Linked DNA regions of Homo sapiens: region 1 is linked to region 2. The links are chromatin loops, found by intact Hi-C in ENCODE. Cell type or tissue: dorsolateral prefrontal cortex. All regions are shown on one strand. Links, peaks and the distances in the headings refer to the core of each region. The heading gives the core; the rest is flanking DNA.

What was found. Peaks named below come from ENCODE experiments on the same cell type or tissue, not always from the same donor. Only the 100,000 strongest peaks of a DNase experiment are listed, where the experiment ranks them.
Region 1: a loop joins it to region 2, with 6 times the contacts of the local background. A loop is called at or near these places in 13 of 110 quality-filtered maps.

The regions. Positions count from the first base shown.
Region 1 is chr19:40,526,064-40,531,426 of GRCh38, forward strand. SPTBN4 (spectrin beta, non-erythrocytic 4) reads left to right here. Exons shown (of 36, transcript NM_020971.3): 18 at 2,978-3,068. Among named protein-coding and RNA genes, the nearest start is that of SHKBP1, 48 kb to the right of the region's middle. RefSeq lists a silencer at 3,115-3,434. In dorsolateral prefrontal cortex, for the core only: CTCF peaks have their summits at 3,206 (motif pointing right) and 3,410; DNase peaks (open chromatin) are centred at 3,258 and 4,412; H3K4me3 peaks cover 2,007 bases; H3K27ac peaks cover 2,920 bases.
Region 2 is chr19:40,418,526-40,423,888 of GRCh38, forward strand. It overlaps SERTAD1 (SERTA domain containing 1), which reads right to left. Exons shown (of 2, transcript NM_013376.4): 2 at 3,064-5,021. The coding sequence starts at 5,021. The coding sequence ends at 4,311. Among named protein-coding and RNA genes, the nearest start is that of SERTAD1, 4.8 kb to the right of the region's middle. RefSeq lists enhancers at 2,168-2,668, 2,334-2,453 and a silencer at 2,744-2,833. In dorsolateral prefrontal cortex, for the core only: CTCF peaks have their summits at 2,288 (motif pointing right) and 2,491; DNase peaks (open chromatin) are centred at 1,672, 2,376 and 2,776; H3K4me3 peaks cover 1,601 bases; H3K27ac peaks cover 2,412 bases.

The DNA of each region.
Region 1 (5,363 bases), core at 262-5,261, 110 kb after region 2:
CTTAGACCTGGCTTCACCCCTGAATCCGTGACATTCAGGGCAAGTCACTTAGAGCTTCAGCTTGCCTGGCCCCTCACCTGGAACCTGTGTGTGAGGTGCTGTTCTTTTTTTTTTTTTTTTTTTTTTTGAGATGGAGTCTCACTCTGTCACCCAGGCAGGAGTGTAGTGGCGCGATCTCGCCTCACTGCAACCTCTGCCTCCAGGGTTCAAGCTATTCTCCTGCTTCAGCCTCCTGAGTACTGGGATCACAGGAAAGAGCCACCATGTCCAACTAATTTTTGTATTTTTGGTAGAGACAGGGTTTTGCCATGTTGGCCAGGCTGGTCTCAAACTCCTGACTTCAAGTGATCCACCTGCCTCGGCTCCCCAAAGTGCTGGGATTACAGGCGTGAGCCACCGCGCCGGCCGCTAGGTGCTGTTCTTATCTGCGTTTTGCATGTGAGGCTCAGAGGGGAAAACTGACTTGCCCAGAGTCATGGCCAGGAAGTGCCACAGCCTAGATTTGAACCCTGTTGCTTTCTTTTCTTTTCTTTTTTTTAAAGACAGGGTCTTGCTTTGTTGCCCAGGCTGGAGTGCAGTGGTGCGATCACTGCTCACTGCAGCCTCAATCTCCTGGGCTCAAACAATCCTCCTGCCTCAGCCTTCTGAGTAGCTGGGACTAAAAGCATGTGCCACCTTGCTCGGCTAATTTTTCATTCTTTTTTTGTAGAGATGAAGTCTCACTATATTGCCCAGGGTGGTTTCAAACTCCTGGGCTCAAGCAATCCTCCTACTTTGGCCTCCCCAAAGTGCTCGGATTACAGGCGTGAGCCATCGTGCCCGGCCTACTCTGTTGTTCTTTCACCCTCATGGAGACTCAGGGTCTTCCTCATCTCTAGGACTGATGCTTGACAGTTTGGCTGCTGAAGGCCTGGAAAGATTGATTTCAGCTCAATTTCAGAGGCATTTTATCTTTCCTGGCTCCTAAGCTAAGTTGGGCAGGAGGCAGTCAGTGCTTCGCTTGCTTGTCTCAGGCCCTTCCTGTTCCTTCTCTCTGGTTCTGTCTCTGCAACTGTCTCCTATACACTCTGTCTCTTTGCTTCCATCTATCCATCTATTTCTGTATCTCTGTTTCCTGCTCCCTCTCTGTTTTTCTCTCCGTTTTTCTCTCCCTCCATCTGCACCTCTCTAACCCTGTCTTTTCTGCCTCTGTCTTTCACAGATACTGTACTTTTGTTTCTCCCATCTTTTTTCTCTCTGCCACTGTGTTTCTTGCATTCATTCATTTAACAAATATAAGTCGAGCGTGTACTGTATGCCAAGCCCTTTTTCTAAGCATTGGGGACACATCTATGAACAAAACAGACAAAAATCCCTGCCCTCATGGAAATGATATATCCTAGCATGGGAGACAGCCAAGATAAATAAGTAACATATAGCACGTGTTAGATTGCGTTAAGTGCTAAGGAGAAAATTAAAGAAGGGAAGAAAGCCAGAAAGTGTTGGGGAGTGGTCAGGAGGGACCTCACGAAGAAGGTGATCTTTGAGTAGATGTTGGGGGAAGGAGCATTCCCAGCAGAGGGAACGGCTAGTGCCAAGGGCCTGAGGCTTGCTCAAGGCACAGCGAGAAGGGCAGTACAGTTACCACAGAGTGAGGGGGAAGAGTGCAAGGAGAATAAGAGTTTGGAAAGGTGGGGGTGTGGGGCCTGGTAGGTCAGAAAGGCCTCTGAGATTGGCCGAGTGCAGGAGCTCACTCCCATCCCAGCACTTTGGGAGGCCAAGGCGGGTGGATCACTTGAGGTCAGGAGTTCGAGACCAGCCTGGCCAACATGGCGAAAACTCGTCTCTACTAAAAATACAAAAATTAGCCAGGCCTGGTGGTGGGCGCCTGTAATCCCAGCTAGTTGGGAGGCTGAGGCCGGAGAATCGCTTGAACCTGGGGGGTGGAGGTTGTAGTGAGCCGAGATCACGCCACTGCACTCCAGCCTGGGCGATGGAGCGAGACTCCATCTCAAAAAAAAAAAAAAAAAAAAAGGACTCTAAGGACTCTCATGGAGACCCTGGGAGGATCTCTAAGGACTCTCATGGAGACCCTGGGAGGATAGTCTCATTCTCTCTCTCTCCCTGGGGGAGACAGATAGCAACAGGACAGGGATGCATGGGAGCCCATGTGGGATGCCCCAGCCCCATCCACCAGGCCTCTTGGGCACTTTGCCTTGCACTGTGGGCAGGAGGCCAGACTGCCCGGGGCCCATGGTCCCAGCCGGCTCCAGAGTGGTACGGCCTGGGTCCAGCCTGGTCAGTTCAGTCAGGCCAAGGGCCTCGCTCTGCCTGCAGGAGTGCCCACTTCAGCTTCTCTGCGACTCTGCTGTCATCTCTCCCCACACTCTGCTCTCTTCCCTCTCTCCAACTCTGCGGCCCCCTGGTCTGTCTGTCGTCTGTGGGGCTGTCTTTTCCTGGTGGCATTTGCCACTCCTCTGCCTGTCTCTCTCTGGGCTGTCCCTGACCGGACTCCTCCTGTCACTTTCCCTCTCTCTGCCTCCTCTCTTTCGTCGTCTGCTGCTCCCTGAGTTTCTTTCTGGCTCTGCCTTGCTCCATCTCTTTTCTCGTCTTTTTTTATTCTCTCTCTCGCTCTCTTTCTGGTGTCTCCTCTCACTTTCTCGTTTGTTTTGTTTTGTTTTTGTCCCTAGGTATGTCTGTCTTTACTTCTCTGTTATCTTTCTCTCTGGACTTGCCTTTTTTTCTCTCCGTCTATATCTCTTTCTTTCTAAGTGCCTGTCTCTGCCTCTCCCTTTCTCTTCCTCTGTCTGTCTCTCTCTCTGCCCTTCTTCAGCCCCGTCCCTGCGTCCCTGGCTTTGCCCCACTAATTCCTCCCTCTCTCTTACATATTTTCCACGCCCTTCTTCCCCTACCCAGCCCAGTGCCCTCACAGTCCTACTGCCAGCGCCGCACCCCCCAACCCGGGGCCTTTCCCCAGCCCTTATCTCCCCATCCCCAGGAACCAAGAAAACCAGTTACGGGCCCAGCAATGGATGCAAAAGCTACATGACCAACTTGAGCTGCAGCACTTCCTCCGAGACTGCCACGAGGTAGGAACTCCAGGTGTGCTGGGGACGGAGACATCCCCTTTAGTCGGGAGGGAAGTGCTTCTCGGCCGAGGTGGGGGTGGGGACGCCCCGTCTAAGTGGGTCGCGGAGCGATGCTCGCTCTAAGCCGCCAGGGGGCGCGCGGAGCCGGGTCTCAGTGCGCATGCTCCGCAAGTCCCTGCCCGCCCACGCCGACTCCGGGAAACGAAGGAGGGGCCCCGGGCGCCCCTGGCAACCGCGCGTGTCCGCGCCTACGGGTCCCGCGGGGACGCGCGCTGATCTCACCTTTCTCTCCTGAGATTTGTGAGAATCGCTCTACCCCAGGAGAGGGGCGGGGCGGGCGGTGGGGATAAGGGCCGAGGGCCGTGGGGGGGCCAGCGGCCCTGCGCCCTCCTGCAGCCAGCGATGGCTCTGAACCAAGCCCTCGCCCCTTTAAAGGTGTTCAGTAATCAAGCCCCTTCCCTTAGGGATGATCTGCACACATTAGGGACGATCTCCCCTAATCCGAGATGGTCCAGGCCCCCTTCCTTATTAGTGACGGTTCAGGAGACCTGCTGTCTTCCCCTCCTTCCCTTGCATTCCATAGAAACGATTCTAGACTTTGGCCACATTAGAGATGGCCTAGTAAACATTTTCCTAAACCCTAAACAGAGCTAGGCCTGGCCCTGAGCCCCTCCATCTGTGTGACCCAGGATCATCCCCTCCTCCATCATCACCCCGTACCTAAGTTTCTTCCAACCAAAGCTGGTTCAGGAACCAGGTCTAACCCCTAAACCCCTCAGCCTCAATTAAAGACGATTCGACCCTCCCCCCTATGTTGAACACCCATGGGAGATTGTTCTCTCCGCACACGGAATAAACAAGGGCCTCCATACCGTGCCCCCCTCCCCCATAACTGGGGTAGGCCGGGACTTGAGCCACTGGAGGAACCCCCTGTTCCCCCTCGCCCCCACTGGAGATTGTGAGATGTTCCAGGTCGCCCTCCCATATCCCCTGTCCACATGTGGTGGCCAGGAGCCCGAGCTTCTTCCCATTAGAGATGGTTCAGGAGGCCCCCACCCAGCCCCTCACCATAATCCCCACTCCCTTAGTGAGGCAGTCCAAGCCCCAGGCGCTCCCTCCCGGCATTAGATTTGGTCCAGGAGCACCCCCCATCCCTCATGAGATTGTTCTGGATCAGGCAGCAATCATCTGAGATGGCGCAGAAGCCCCCCACCCGAAGCCTTGGGGCGAGTGGTGGTTCCTCCTGCACCCCCACCTGGGGCCCCGCAAAGAGGCGGGCAGGGAGGCAGGCAGGGGGCGCACGCGGGCGGGCGCGCGGCCGCCGCGCGGGGGCGAGGGAGGGGGCGCGCGGCCGCCGGAGCCTCAGCCTTCGCCGCCGCTGCCGCTGCCGTCGCAGTTGAGGGGCGAGCACCCGCCCGCCCGCTGCAGGGACGCCCCGCCAACGCCACTGCCGCTTCAGGTCTCGGGGGCGCCCAGGGGAGGGGGTTGGCGCGCACCCCGCGGACGCAGACAGGGGAGGGGGCTCGGGCGCGTGCCCGCCCGTCGTGGCCGCGGGAGGGAGGGGCGGGGCGGCGCGGGGGCGGGCCGGGCAGGCGCCCGGACCCCCACCCTGGGGGAGGGGCAAGGACGCCGGGAGCTGTCCGCGGTGCTGGCGCGGGCGGGACTGAGGGGCCGGCCCCCAAGGGAGGGGAGCGAAGCGGGGGGACTTCTAAGACCACTTCTAGGGTAATCTGGATTTGCCCTAAGGGTTCAGGGCGTCTCAGCCTTTCGAGGGGGGGCTCTTCTCCGGGTAATGGGGCATCTAAGATTTGCCCTGGGGTTGGGGGTTTCTCAACCTTTTGGGGGGTTTCTTTCTTGTTTTGGGAGGATCTGTATCAGCCTTGGATGATGGAGGTGAATCACTTTTGGGGGGCTCTGCCTTGGAAGATGAGGGGCCTTGGATTTTCTCTGGGTCTAGGGGGCTCTGACTTTGTGGGGCTTTTCCTGGGTTGTTGGATAGTCTGGTTTTGCCCTCCATCATGAAGGAATCACTTTTGAGGGGGCTTTACTTTGAGGATGGGGTACCATCTCTTTAAGGGCTCTGCTTTCACTGCGGGCTGTGGTTGCCGTTGGACTCTTCCCTGCACGTCGGGAACCTGTGAATTGAGTTGGGGGGTTCAGCACTGGACTTGGTTCTAGTGTGTGTATGAAGGAGTGTGATGCTGTCCTGGACCCCTGGGGAGCACATGCTCAGGGGACATGGGCTGGGGTTTGGCCGGCTGGGGATCTGGGATTTGTCCTTGGCTATGACTGCAT
Region 2 (5,363 bases), core at 205-5,204:
TACAGGCGTGAGCCGTCGCATCTGGCCAAAGCTGGGGTTCAAACCCAGGCAGTCTGGCTTTCAGGAACAGTCTCTTCTCTCCAGCTTACTGCTTCAATAATATCTCTGTTAGATTTCTAAAGTGTGCCGGGACTGCATACCATAGGTGCTCAATAAGTGTTTTTTAATTTTGTTTGGTTTGGTTTTTTTGAGATGGAGTCTCGCTCTGTCGCCAGGCTGGAGTGCAGCAGCACAATCTCGGCTCACTGCAACCTCCGCCTCCCGGGTTCAAGTGATTCTCCTGCCTCAGCCTCCTGAGTAGCTGGGATTACAGGCCCGCCACCTTGCCCAGATAATTTTTGTATTTTTAGTAGAAATGGGGTTTCACCATGTTGGCCAGGATGGTCTCAATCTCTTGACCTTGTGATCCACCTGCCTCGGCCTCCCAAAATGCTGGGATTACAGGCGTGAACCACCATGCCCGGCCACTCAATAAGTGTCTAATGAATAGGGACAGAGGTAGAAGGTGAGCCTTGGAAAGTACAGAATTCAGACCCCAGAGAAGTGGGGTAATAAGGGCCCAGGGGCAGGGGAGAGATGTGGTCAGATTTACCCTTTACATAGGGATAGGCACACAGTAGGTGTGTGCTCATAAATTTTTGCTGAATGAAGGACAGGAAGAAGGGAGGGAGGAAAAAGAGACAAGATAGCTGGTCACAGCTCTTCCAGGTGTGAGAGAGAGAGAGAGAGTGTGTGTGTGTGTGTGTGTGTGTGTGTGTGTTTTGGGGGTGGTCTGTGAATGCCATGGAGGAAAGCTGGCCTAGGGGGCGTCATGGCGAGCATACACAGAGGCTCTGTGAAAGGTGGCAGTTGTGCCAGGGCTGGCGGCTCAGCTAGGAATGGTGTGGGCCCTGGAGTCTGCTGGCCAAGGTGGTGTGGCCTCCTGGGGTTGAGCCTGAGGGTGGAGCAGCACACCAGAGCCAGGGAGCCTGCACAACCCATCTGGGGGTGACACATGGGGAGAGAGGGGCAGGTCCTCACACATGAGCCATTCATAAACCTGAGGGCACCGGGCAGACGGGACCAGGGCTGATGTAGCCCATATGGTGCTTTTGTGTAAAAGACATGCCCCTTCCTGGAGGTACTTGACCTCCATCTGCTGGGAAACTTGTAATAAATATGTAAATGCAGGGTACCTGGAACACCAGTGGCAGCCCCTTACATACGGAGCCTATATGCAGTGCACAACCTATGCAACTGTACCTAGAGGCTCTGGGGAGAGGGGCCATCAGTGGCAAAGCAGGCACAGGGGCAGACGGAAGGATCAGCTCACCCCATATTGGGCCTCGGAGACATCAGAAACAGGTCCTTAGCTGGGCACAGTGGTTTGTGCCTATAGTCCCAGCCACTCTGAGGGCTGAAGCCAGAGGATCCTTTGAGCCTAGGAGTTCAAGGCTGTACAGCACTATGATCACTCCTCTGTACAGACAGTGCTCTCCAGCCTGGACAACACAGTGAGACCCAATCTCTTTGAAAAAGCGGGGAAAGGAAAGAATAAGAAACAGGCCCACGGGAATCCCAGCACTTTGGGAGGCTGAGGTGGAAGGATTGCTTGAGCCTGGGGGTTCGAGACCAGCCTGGACAACATAGGGCAACACTGTCTCTACAAAAAATTTAAAAAATCGGCCGGGCATGGTGGCTCACGCCTGTAATCCCAGCACTTTGGGAGGCTGAGGCAGGGCGGATCACTTGATATCAGGAGTTCAAGACTAGCCTGGCGAACATGGTGAAACTCTGTCTCTACTAAAAATACAAAAAATTAGCCGGGCATGGTGGCAGGCGCCTGTAATCCCAGCTACTCGGGAGGCTGAGGCAGAATTGCTTGAACCCAGGAGGCAGGGGCTGCAGTGAGCCGAGATTGCACCATTGCACTCCAGCCTGGGCGACAGAGCGAGAATCCATCTCAAAAAATAATAAATAAATAAATAAATAAAAATAAGAATAAAAATAAAATCAGTTGGGCGTGGTGGCGTGCACCTGTAACCCCAGCTAATTGGGAGGCTGACGCGGGAGGATTGCTGAAGCCCAGGAATTCGAGGCTATAGTGAGCTATGATCGCGCCACTGCACTCTCCAGCCTGGGCGACAAAGCGAGACCCCGTCTCTAAAAAAAAAAAAAAAAGAAAAAGAAAAGAAAGAAACAGGCCCGCAGAGTGTTGTAAACAGAGGGCGTTCATGATCCCTCGACCACTGGACAGATGTCCGGGGAACCCAAGACGGCGGCACCGCAGAGCCCGACTGGGCACCAGGGGGCGGTGCTGAGCTCAGCCCAGGCGCCCAAGTTTTGAGTCTGCGGCAAAGCAGTCCGAGTCCCATTTGCCCGGGGCTGGAGTCACTCGGGGTTGGAGTCAGGCGCCTGGAAGACCCTCAGCCTGGACGACAGCTCCCCGCAGGCCATTTTCACCCGCTTCCGCGGCCCGCCTCATCCACTTCCAGAAATGGGCACAACTTCCTCTGCTCCTCCAGGAAGCGCCACTCTGCCCGCCCCTTCCCGGCCCCTGGGGCCGACCCAGGCTCCCCATCTGGCCCAGCTCCACTCCTGCCTCTGCCTCCCCGAGGCTTCTGGCCAGAAGCGAGGCTCTGGGACCCCACGATGGCGGCGTTTCCCTCACTCAAGGCCCCGCTGGCCCCTCGGGTCACCGTCCAGCCCCCTGCGCCTCTCTCCATGCGCACCCGCAGTTTTCACGGTGACACTCCCTCCCCTCCGTGCACCCCCCCTCAGGCTCCGCCCTGTCCCTGCGGCCGTCAGGAAGGACGCAGCCTGGGTCCCGTGCCAGGCCGCTGAGTGTGCGGCCCCTCCCAGCCAGGCCTGGAATGCGGCTGGACCGCGGGGGCGGCCGCTGACACCCGGCGCTCCAGCCAGGCCCAGCACACGGGCAGGTGGCCCCAGCTCGTCCGGGTCTGGGTTTCTTCTAGAAGGAAGGCACAGCTGCCTGCCCTGAGCTCCCTCTCTGCAGTCCAGCTACCAAGCCTAGTGGCTTTATTTCAGACACAGCTCCAAGCGTCCCTATCCTTTGCCCAGAGATTTAAGACCAGGAGTGAATTTTATTTTTAAAAATGGGCTGTTGTCCCCCTTTCCTCCCCCATTTTCCTGGAGAGCCGACTCTCAGGGCTCCTTGGAGAGGATCTGTCCAGGGTCCAGGTTTTGTGTTTTTATTTCGGGACCATTCTGAAAGCAATCTCCCCTTCGCTCCTCAATAAATACAGGTAGACTCCAGGCGAGGACTTGCTTTCATTTTTAAAAAGTTGCCTTGACTTCCTGCTAGCAAAGAAAAGAAATAAAATTTAAGAAAAAAAAAAAAAGGCCAGGCACAGTGGCTCACGCCTGTAATCCCAGCACTTTGGGAGGCTGAGGCAGGCAGATCACGAGGTCAGAAGATGAAGACCATCCTGGCTAACACGGTGAAACCCTGTCTCTACAAAAAATATAAAAAATTAGTCGGTCCCAGCTAATTGGGAGGCCGAGGCAGGAGAATCGTTTGAACCTGGGAGGTGGAGGTTGCAGTGAGCCGAAGTCACGCCACTGCACTCCAGCCTGGGCGACAGAGTAAGAATCTGTCTTAAAAAAAAAAGAAAGAAAAAAAAAAAGTGGCCTGGTAGGAGGATCGCTTGAGCCCAGGAGTTTGAGGCTGTAGTGAGCCATGATCAGACCACTGTACTTCAACCTGGGTGACAGAGCGAGACCCTATCTCAAAAAAAAAAAAAAAAAAGTTCATAATTTAAAACCCACCTCAAGTGATAATCTTGGAACCTTGGTTTTCTCACCTGTAAAATAGGGATGATAATACTACCGATCTTGTAGGGCTGTTATAGGATTAAATGAGTTAACACAGTGACGTGCTTAGAAACTGTGCCTCGTACACAGCCTACGCCCAATAAAATGTTTGATGTTTTTATCTCGCCTTCACATTTGCCCAGAGACAAAGCAGCACACGGATTTGAGATTTCCCAGGACTGGCTTTAATTTGAAAAATCTGATTGGGGTCTCTTCCCGTATCAGAGAAGGAACAGCCCAAGCTATGACCCCAGGGCCAGGGAATTCAGTCCCCACCAGACCCTGTCATTCCATCACTAGGGGGTAATTCCAGGCTCCCCCTGCCAGCCCTGAGACAGGAGGACGGATGTGAAGTTGCCCAGGACTAGATTCTGTCTCTCCAAAGTGGCCCAAGCCCTGTTCTCTGTACTAGGGAAGCCAGCTGTGTCTTTTCGAGGACAGTTGGTCCAGCCAGCAGGCTCAGTTCAGATACCAGACAACCATTCCAGCACGAGGGCTCAGCGCCCTGGCCCCGGCGGTCGCTCCAGTGCCTGTGTGCCCACCAGCACATCCATGAGGTAGTCCAATTCGGCCTCGTCCAGCTCCGGAGCTTCCTCCTTGCCCGGCCCATCCTCAGGGCCTGGTTTGAGGCCCTCAGAGGCTGGTGCCCAAAGTTCATTGTCATACATAGAGGTGTCAATATCCTCAAACAGGCCCTCAAGCCCATCGTCCAGTAGACAGCCAGTGGCTGGGCCCAGCAGGTCCAAGGCACCCAGGCTGGGCGCTGCTCCCCCGATGCTACGGCCTGGTGGCCCCTCGTCTGCCAAGGGTTGGGGAGCCTGACTCAGGCCCTCAATGTGGCTGAGGTCCTCCAGGAGGCTGGCCATGGAGGCTGAAAGGGCAGCGTCCGAGCTTGCCAGTAAGTTGTCAGCCACACTGGGGGCTGCAGGTGGGCTAGGCACAGGTGGCAGGGCAGCCGCGGGTGCCATGGACGCCTGGATGCGCCGCAGAGTGTTCACGACCAGCACCAGGTGCCGCAGGTCCGGCTCACTCTGCTGCAGGCTGTGGTGGAGCTTGAGCACTGAGAGGTCAAAGAGGGAGCTAGAGGCCACGGCCGGGGGTGCCTGTGCCACCGCTGTGTGGCCAGGATCTAGCCACCAGGAGTCGACTGCCAGAGGTTCCTTCTCCTCCTCCTCCTCCCGTTTCCGCTTCAGACCCTTGCTCAGCATCTGCAGAGGGCAGGGAGTTATGGAGTTATAGTCAGTTATAGAAAACAAATGTTAAGTTCAAAGCCTGGATCTGACAGTTGCTGCAGGTAGGATCTTGGGGAAGTCACTTAACCTCTCTGTGCCTAGCTTTTCTTAGGGAACTTTAAAGATATAGACAATTTTTATTTAACTGTATATGTATATTTATAGATTTTTTTTGAGATGGAGTCTCGCTCTGTTGCCCAGGCTGGAGTGTAATGCCGTGATCTCAGCTCATTGCAACCTCTGCCTCACAGGTTCAAATGATTCTCGTGCCTCAGCCTCCCCAAAAGCTAGGATTACAGGCACATGCCACCACACCCG